Linked DNA regions of Homo sapiens: region 2 is linked to region 1. The links are chromatin contacts, found by Hi-C or POLR2A ChIA-PET in ENCODE. All regions are on one chromosome and are shown on one strand. The core of a region is the stretch at or near the end of the contact, and the rest is flanking DNA. Distances in the headings are between cores, read along the strand shown. Region 1 holds the start of MAGI1-IT1 (MAGI1 intronic transcript 1). Region 2 holds the start of SLC25A26 (solute carrier family 25 member 26).

What was found. Hi-C counts contacts between places; a loop is a spot of excess contacts on that map. ChIA-PET counts read pairs that join two places held with the same protein, here RNA polymerase II (POLR2A). Pooled maps may share reads with other maps.
Region 2: a loop to region 1 is called in a map of Caco-2, with 3 times the contacts of the local background. The contact joins the promoter of SLC25A26 here to the promoter of MAGI1-IT1 in region 1. A Hi-C loop is called at or near these places in 1 of 168 maps with a recorded cell type or tissue (Caco-2), 2 of 37 single-sample maps with no recorded cell type and 9 of 50 pooled maps. POLR2A ChIA-PET finds 5 or more read pairs at or near these places in 5 of 52 experiments (Caco-2, PC-9, Panc1 and 1 more).

Annotation. Positions count from the first base shown.
Region 1 is chr3:65,953,117-65,956,607 of GRCh38, reverse strand. MAGI1-IT1 (MAGI1 intronic transcript 1) reads left to right here and starts at 2,050. Exons shown (of 3, transcript NR_145422.1): 1 at 2,050-2,168. All of the region lies in intron 1 of MAGI1 (membrane associated guanylate kinase, WW and PDZ domain containing 1), which reads left to right.
Region 2 is chr3:66,219,402-66,222,895 of GRCh38, reverse strand. SLC25A26 (solute carrier family 25 member 26) reads right to left here and starts at 1,895. Exons shown (of 10, transcript NM_001379210.1): 1 at 1,769-1,895. The coding sequence starts at 1,801. RefSeq lists enhancers at 1,272-1,771, 1,893-1,952, 2,123-2,282.

The DNA of each region.
Region 1 (3,491 bases), core at 801-3,300:
TCTTTTAATTTTAGCCACCTGAAAGTATGCCTACTTTGAATTTTTTAAATTTCTGTGTTTCACTGTAAAGAAATGAGAGTGAGGTTTAGAGCCAGAAACTCTGAATGAGTTTAGCTTTAACCCTGGTTGAAGGGCTACTAGGTGATCATTTGAATCCTTAACTGAAGGTGGGGCCATTTTGTTAGACTTCACCCTACAGAATCTCACACACCAAGGTCCAAATGCCGGTGGCAGGCTATGTAAACCTACATAGTTATTTACCTCTTTGAGACTCAGTCTCCTTATCTGCAAAGGGATGTCATTTTAAATTCCTCACCGAGTTGGTATGAAGAGCATCAGTCATTCCACCAAAAAGCACTTAGTTCCTGGCCCATAGTTATTATCAAACAGTGAGTCACAGGAAGATGCGGCTAGCTACATTGCTGTAGAATACTCTTATATTTATTTTAGTTTATCTATTTTTAGGGGAAACAAAGTTATTTCACCCAGAGCATTAGACGTCAAAAGTCGATATATCCTTTCTGGAACTGCCTTGTTTGTTTGATGTCCTGGTGTTTTGAAGGCTGGCATGTTTATGGCCGGGCAGAACCATAAACACTCCTTCGGCCCAGGGCTGCCCTGGATTTGTGTATATTTCATACATGGGCAGTGGAGAAGGAAATCATCTTCAGCTTGTGTTTTGACACAGAGAAGTTTTGCTTTTCGTTTATCTACTCTCTGCATCCTCCACCGAAAACAAACAGAACACTCTGGCATGGGTAAATATTGTGACTGGCGGCCTCAGTGGTGTTGTTTTTCCCTTTGCTACAATTGCTGAGAGACTGATGGTGGCATTGTAGAAGATCCATGGTTGTCATTCTGATACTTCAGCCAGAACCATAGCAGTTCTGGAAATGAAAAAGTGAAGTAAAGAAAAATAAGAATTACAAGACAATTTTTTTTTTCCAAGGGAAATTGTAAGGCATTTCAAGGATGGAAAGGCAAAAATGTTATATGGTTTTGCATTTCTTCTCCTAGCAGCGATATTCATCATGCCACCACTCCTGAGCCTTAGAATAGATAGACTCTTCAAAGACAGCTGAGCTTCATTTCAGGTGGGTTCCCTCCGAGCCTTCTCCTGCTTCATTTGCCCTGCTTAGTGAAACTCAGCTAGAATCAAGGTGCAACTGGTCTAGGAGGCTAGGAGAGGTGTAACCACTTACTATGTAGCCACTGAGAGTTTGGCCTGGTGGAATTTCATTTGCAATTAATTACGTTTATTTATTTATTTAGTTTTAAGAGGCAGTGTTGTCCAGGCTGGCCCTGAACTGCTGGGCTCAAGTGATCCTCCTGCTTTGGCCTCCCAAAGTTTTGGGATTACAGGCGTCAGCCACCACACCTGGCCAAGGTTATTTTTTATTAGCTTAAAAAGTTATTTACCTCTAACGTGTTTTCTTCGCTTCCCCCCTCCTCCCTGTCTCTGTGTTTCTCCCCATCTCTCATTCTCTCTTTCTGTCTCTGTCTCTCTCTTTCGGGAAGTTAAGTAAGGGAAGAAAGACCAGATGAGAGAGGTTAAAACTGCTGGGCTCTGATTTCACAAACAGGTAGTCTTTTGCTAACTGCATGATTTTGAGCAAATTCCTTCATTTTTCTAAGTCTCAATTCTTTCATCTCTCAGTGGAGGTAACAGTTGTACCTCTTTTGTTATGAGGGTTATGTTCAGAATGACAAATGTCAGAATTTGCACAAATAGCAACAGCTGCCCTTACCTGGCACTTCCTCAGTGCCAGGCACTGTTCTGAGTACCTGCTTGGTATATATCCCAGCAGCCCTGGGGGTTGGGGCCTGTGGTTTATAGGTGAAGAAACTGAGGCAGAGAGTGTTTAAGAAACTTGACTTAAGATTCCTCCAGCAACAAGTGGCAGAACTGAGATTGGAGTGCGAGGCTGTGTAGTCCAGAGTCGAGGTCCTCTGTCGCAGCACTGCCATTTCCCCGCCGTGCCGCCTGACAACACACCCCGCCCCTCCTCCTTCTCTCTGTAGATAACTATTTCAGTTTGGCATAACTTCCTTTGTAATTTGTAGCAACAAACCTGGGGTCAGACACTCCACTGCCTGTGCATCTTGCCTGTTTCCGGATCCGCCGTGTCACAGACATTTTCTATGTCAGTGCCTATGGCTCTACCCAGGTAAAAAATTAACCACCTTGGCAAGCGCTGCCCATGTCGCTCCTGCTTGCCGGGGCTGGCTTTCTTTCAGAGCAACCCCGTTCTAGCTGGCCTGCTGCCTAGGCCCTGGCTTTCTTTCCCACAAAATAGCTTCTGAAAAAAACTGTGGGAAACAAATGGCTTCAGAGGTTTTTAGAAACAGAAGTGCAAACTCTAACAAATTTCATCTGGCCCAAAAATGTTATTACCCAAAATCTTGAAAATATTTTCTTATAGGATTATTCCCCCAAGGTTGTTAATCTGAGAACGATCCAGGCCTAATAGGCCTGACTTTTTGCCCCCTGATGTTGGAGTCTTGAGTAGTTGAGTGCCGGAGTATGGGGGGTTGGGGTAAAAATATTCCTCTGGAGGAAATGAAGTCATTTTATTTAACATTATAGCTACCACTGGGACTCTATCATTTTAGAAAGGGAATGCCAGTTCACACAGCCAAATGAAGCTTTTAAATTAGTCCAAGAAACCTTTTAAAAGGTAGCACTAGGTTTTCAGTTCCACAAACATTTATTGAGTCTATCTGTCCTAAAGATTTTTGCCATAGTTAAATTTTACCTAACGAACATTGCCTTTCTAGATAAATGTTATTGTAACATTATCTGCTTCTCTCTTTCAGTGGTTGGCATTTTACTTTCGGTGCTACAGAGTGGCAGCAAGCTACACTGTTTCTGTGCTGAGGTTGTTGTCTGAGAGAGATTTATCTGGCCCTGTGAGCCCCGCACAGCAGGGAGACAAACCTTGATTTGTTCAGTGGAGGAAAGAATGTGGCCTTGTACACCTGCCTCCCTGGATACACCTGTAGGGCTGGTTTCCCTGCTGAAACCTCCCTGTGGAGCTCTTGACACTGGTGCAATTGGCTCAGCCCTGGCAACAGTGTCAACAGAAACTGGGCTCGGAGGGACCCAGGTTTCCGTGTCCTTCTCTTGCTGGTTAAATCCCAAGTATGTGTGTAATCGCTCTCAGGCTGGGGAGGTGAAGTTGAAACCTGGCTTATCACTGGGCCTAGATTCTCCTGTAGCATATTTTAGATAAGAGTGGAAAAAATGCCAGGCCCAGCATTAGCTGCCCTGAGACTGAGGAGCTTTGTTTTTCCTCATGAAGGCCTTTGGTTTCGTCTGGAAATCTGCCTGTGAATAGGCCAGAAGGTATAAAGGCAGCTGTCCTTACTTATCTAGTTTTAATTTTTCAGCAAGTGATTTGGAAGCAAGAATGAAGATTTGATCAGAACCTTTGCTCACTTGCAATGAGTAGAGTCTTGTTGCTTGTTTTCGTTTGGCATTGCCCTCCCTT
Region 2 (3,494 bases), core at 646-3,145, 270 kb before region 1:
TACTTTACTGCATGTGTATCATACTTTAATTAAGTATATACTAAATCCATTCTTTTGTTAACTGCAGCACTCACCTGTGTTTTAGCAATTGCAACCTTTGCTGACTTCGGAGAGTATCAAGAAGCAGATAAGGGCACGACTCCCAGGTGACATCACCTGGGTTGGAATATGAGCTCCAATACTTACACAGACGAAATGGATCTCACTTGTGTGATTTTGAACTAGTTATCTAATCTCTTGGTATCCCACTTCCCTCATTTGGAAAATTAGGATAAGAGTTCAATTATTGTGAGAATTAAATGGGATAATGTATGTAAAGAGCTTACCCCAGTTCCTGGCACAGGAATGTTAGCTGACAAACTACTGCTGCTGTGTCACCAGCTAGACAGGAAAGCTCCTTAAAAGCGGTAACATTGGCCAGGCGCCGTGGCTCACGCCTGTAGTCCCAGCACTTTGGGAGGCCGAGGCGGGCGGGATCACGAGGTCAGGAGATCGAGACCATCCTGGCTAACACGGTGAAACCCCGTCTCCACTAAAAACCCAAAAAATTAGCTGGGCGTAGTGGCGGGCACCTGCAGTCCCAGCTACTCGGGAGGCTGAGGCAGGAGAATGGCGTGAACCCGAGAGGTGGAGCCTGCAGTGAGCCGAGATGGCGCCACCACACTCCAGCCTGGGCGAAGAGTGAGACTCCTTCTCAAAAAAAAAAAAAAAAATCAGTAACATTATTTCTTTATATTTCTAAGACCTACCTTATACAAGTTTCAACAAATCTAGATTTAAAGCTATCATCCTACAAGTCTGGCTAAGACATCCCTACTTCCATATATTCCCCTAACACCCTGAACCTAGCCCACCTGTTATTTATCCCAACAGTCATTTTACTATTTTGTCTCTAACACCTGACCCTTAGGAGCAGGTCTATCTTGTTCACCATGTTATCCTCAACACCTGCAACACCAAAATTCGATAATTAAGTGACTAAATCACTGTGGGCCTCCATTTTCCCTATGAAAATCATTTTAAAAATTATTTGTCTGTCTCTGCCCATTCCACACAATGAAAACGTAGGCAGCCAAACTCTGTTTTGTTAACTGCTGTATCTAGTATCCTCTACCAGACGCTCCAAAATATTTGGTAAAGGACTTTTTTTTCTGTTAATTCATGTTGATTCTCGTAGTTTTCTGCTACGGAATTAAATACTAAGCCTGTTTATTGACTCCGCAGCGTTCCCGATGAGCTATGTGTGCTCACCAATATTTCTCCAAAGCCTAGGCTTGGAGCAGAAATAGCAGATTATGTATTGAATGAACAGAAGGACATGTCATTTTCTAAGACTGAAAAGAGATGCAGCAAAATGAGAAACGTAGTATTGAATAGAAGGGCTGGGAGCGATGTGAGTAAGGTTTTTGTTGTTGTGTTACATACATTTCTTTAATTCCCAAGATCTCTAGAGTAGTTACACTATTTAATGAAAGAGTAGTTAACAGTGTATAATAGAAGCTCTTTTTTAAGTAAATGAGGGTGCAAAAGACAATGACTCACCTTCCTTCCCCCACCTGGCTCTTATGACCTGGCAGTACAGACATAGCCTTAACACCTGGCCCGCCGGTGGCCTGGGAGCCTCGTGCTCCCTCTCAGACCTGGCTGCCAGTAACCCGAGGACAGTCCAGCCCGCAAAACCGGAAGAAAACCAGTGCAGAGAACGCCCGCGGGCTCCAATGCCGGACGCCGGCACTCTGAGCAACCCACCCCACCGCCCCGCACTCACCACCAGCGCTGCCACGAACCCCGGCCGGTCCATGGTCGCTCAGACCTCGTCAAGGCTACAATCCAAGCCGGAGCAGAAGCGGATCACGTCCTCGCGCGCTGGGCGCCGCCATGTTTGAGGCGGGTCTGTCTTGAACTTCCGGGACCACGTGACGTAGAACCACAACAACTGCACGTGCAACGCGAGACACCTGGGCCTAGGGGAGGGCCAGAGAGGAGGGGCGGGGCCTCGGGGAGTGTGGTGGAGCTAAGTCTCGGCAAATCCCTTACCTCGGTTTCCTGCAGCAGCGTTGTGTGCAGCTAGACGGAGGAACTTTCGCGAGCAAAAGATCCGTGGCCGAGATCCAGGAGAGAGCAGCGGTAGAATGAGGCCGGCGTGATTCTGAACTGTAAACCCAGAAGAGGCGTGGCTGTGGCGGAGGGAGGAGTCGTGAGGGGTAGTACTAACCTCGGGAGGCGCGATTCGGGATCCTAATCGGATATTTCATTTTGGTTTATCTCTTAGTTTTGTCAAAAAATTTTATCTGAGTTTATATTAAATTAACTCATTATCAGAAGATTATTAAATAAAGATATAGAAAAATACATCAGAAGTTTCCTGACCGGAGTTAAAAATTAGCATCCTCCATTTCTCTTTACAGAGTTACTGCATTTAAAATTATTTGTTTGTTCAGTTATTTACCTGCTCATGTTGTTCGCTGTTGTACTCATGTGTACACCTCAAAGCACACGTTATTAAGTACTTAATAACATTTCTTGGAGTGGACCTGTCTTTATTAAACAAACAAATACCTTGTAAACTTCTGTATATATTAAGGGCCAACTACATCTCAGACGTGGTGCTAAGTGATTGACAGACATTTTTTCATTTAATCCTTTCACCAACCCTATGATGTCAGCAACACTAGTGTCCTCATTTTACAGAGGCTCCTGATGCTCCAACAAGTAACCGACTCAATGTGGCTACAGAGAACACAGCAGAGCAAGCACTGAAAATATACTTAATGCCCTCATCATCTTTCCTCAAAACCGTTATAATAACCTGAGCAGGCTCCTTGCCTGGCCTTTCTTCAATCCCTATTCTATAACACTGCTAGAATTATTCTTATAATTATTCTTATTCTCTTCTAGGTAAAATGATCTAGAAATGATACGCAGAATAGCTTTAGGTGTTAGATGGAATTCAAATTCTATCACCTGCTGGGTTTGGGGATAAGTTTTCCAAGATTAAGTTTTCTCCCCTGTAAAGTGGCGATAATGATAGTCACTTTGTCATGCGGTACTATTATATTAATAGATTAAATGAGATAATGCACTCAAGTTCTTAGCCTAGTTCCTGGCTCATAGAAAGTACTCTCTAAAGGTGATGGTAATGTTATTTCCCTGCTTACAACTCCCCTCTGCTGCCAATGGAGACAGTCCAGCTCCCTAGCATGGTATACACCTCTCAGCTGGTGTCTCCTGTCACTCTTCCCACTAGCCGGACTACACACAGACAGACTATACACTTCCAAGCCTCCTAATTTTGCCCATGTTGTTCTCTCTACCCAGAATACCTTTCCCTAAGCTGCCTGTAGGCCCTCTCAAAACATGCTAGTTCACTTTGTCAATGCCAGCAGAAGAATCTCTGTTGCTGCTATTAATGTCTTTCAAAGTCTCATGTGCTTTGGTCAGGCCTACCCAGGATAATCTCCATTTTTATTAACTCAAAGTCAACTGATTAGAGA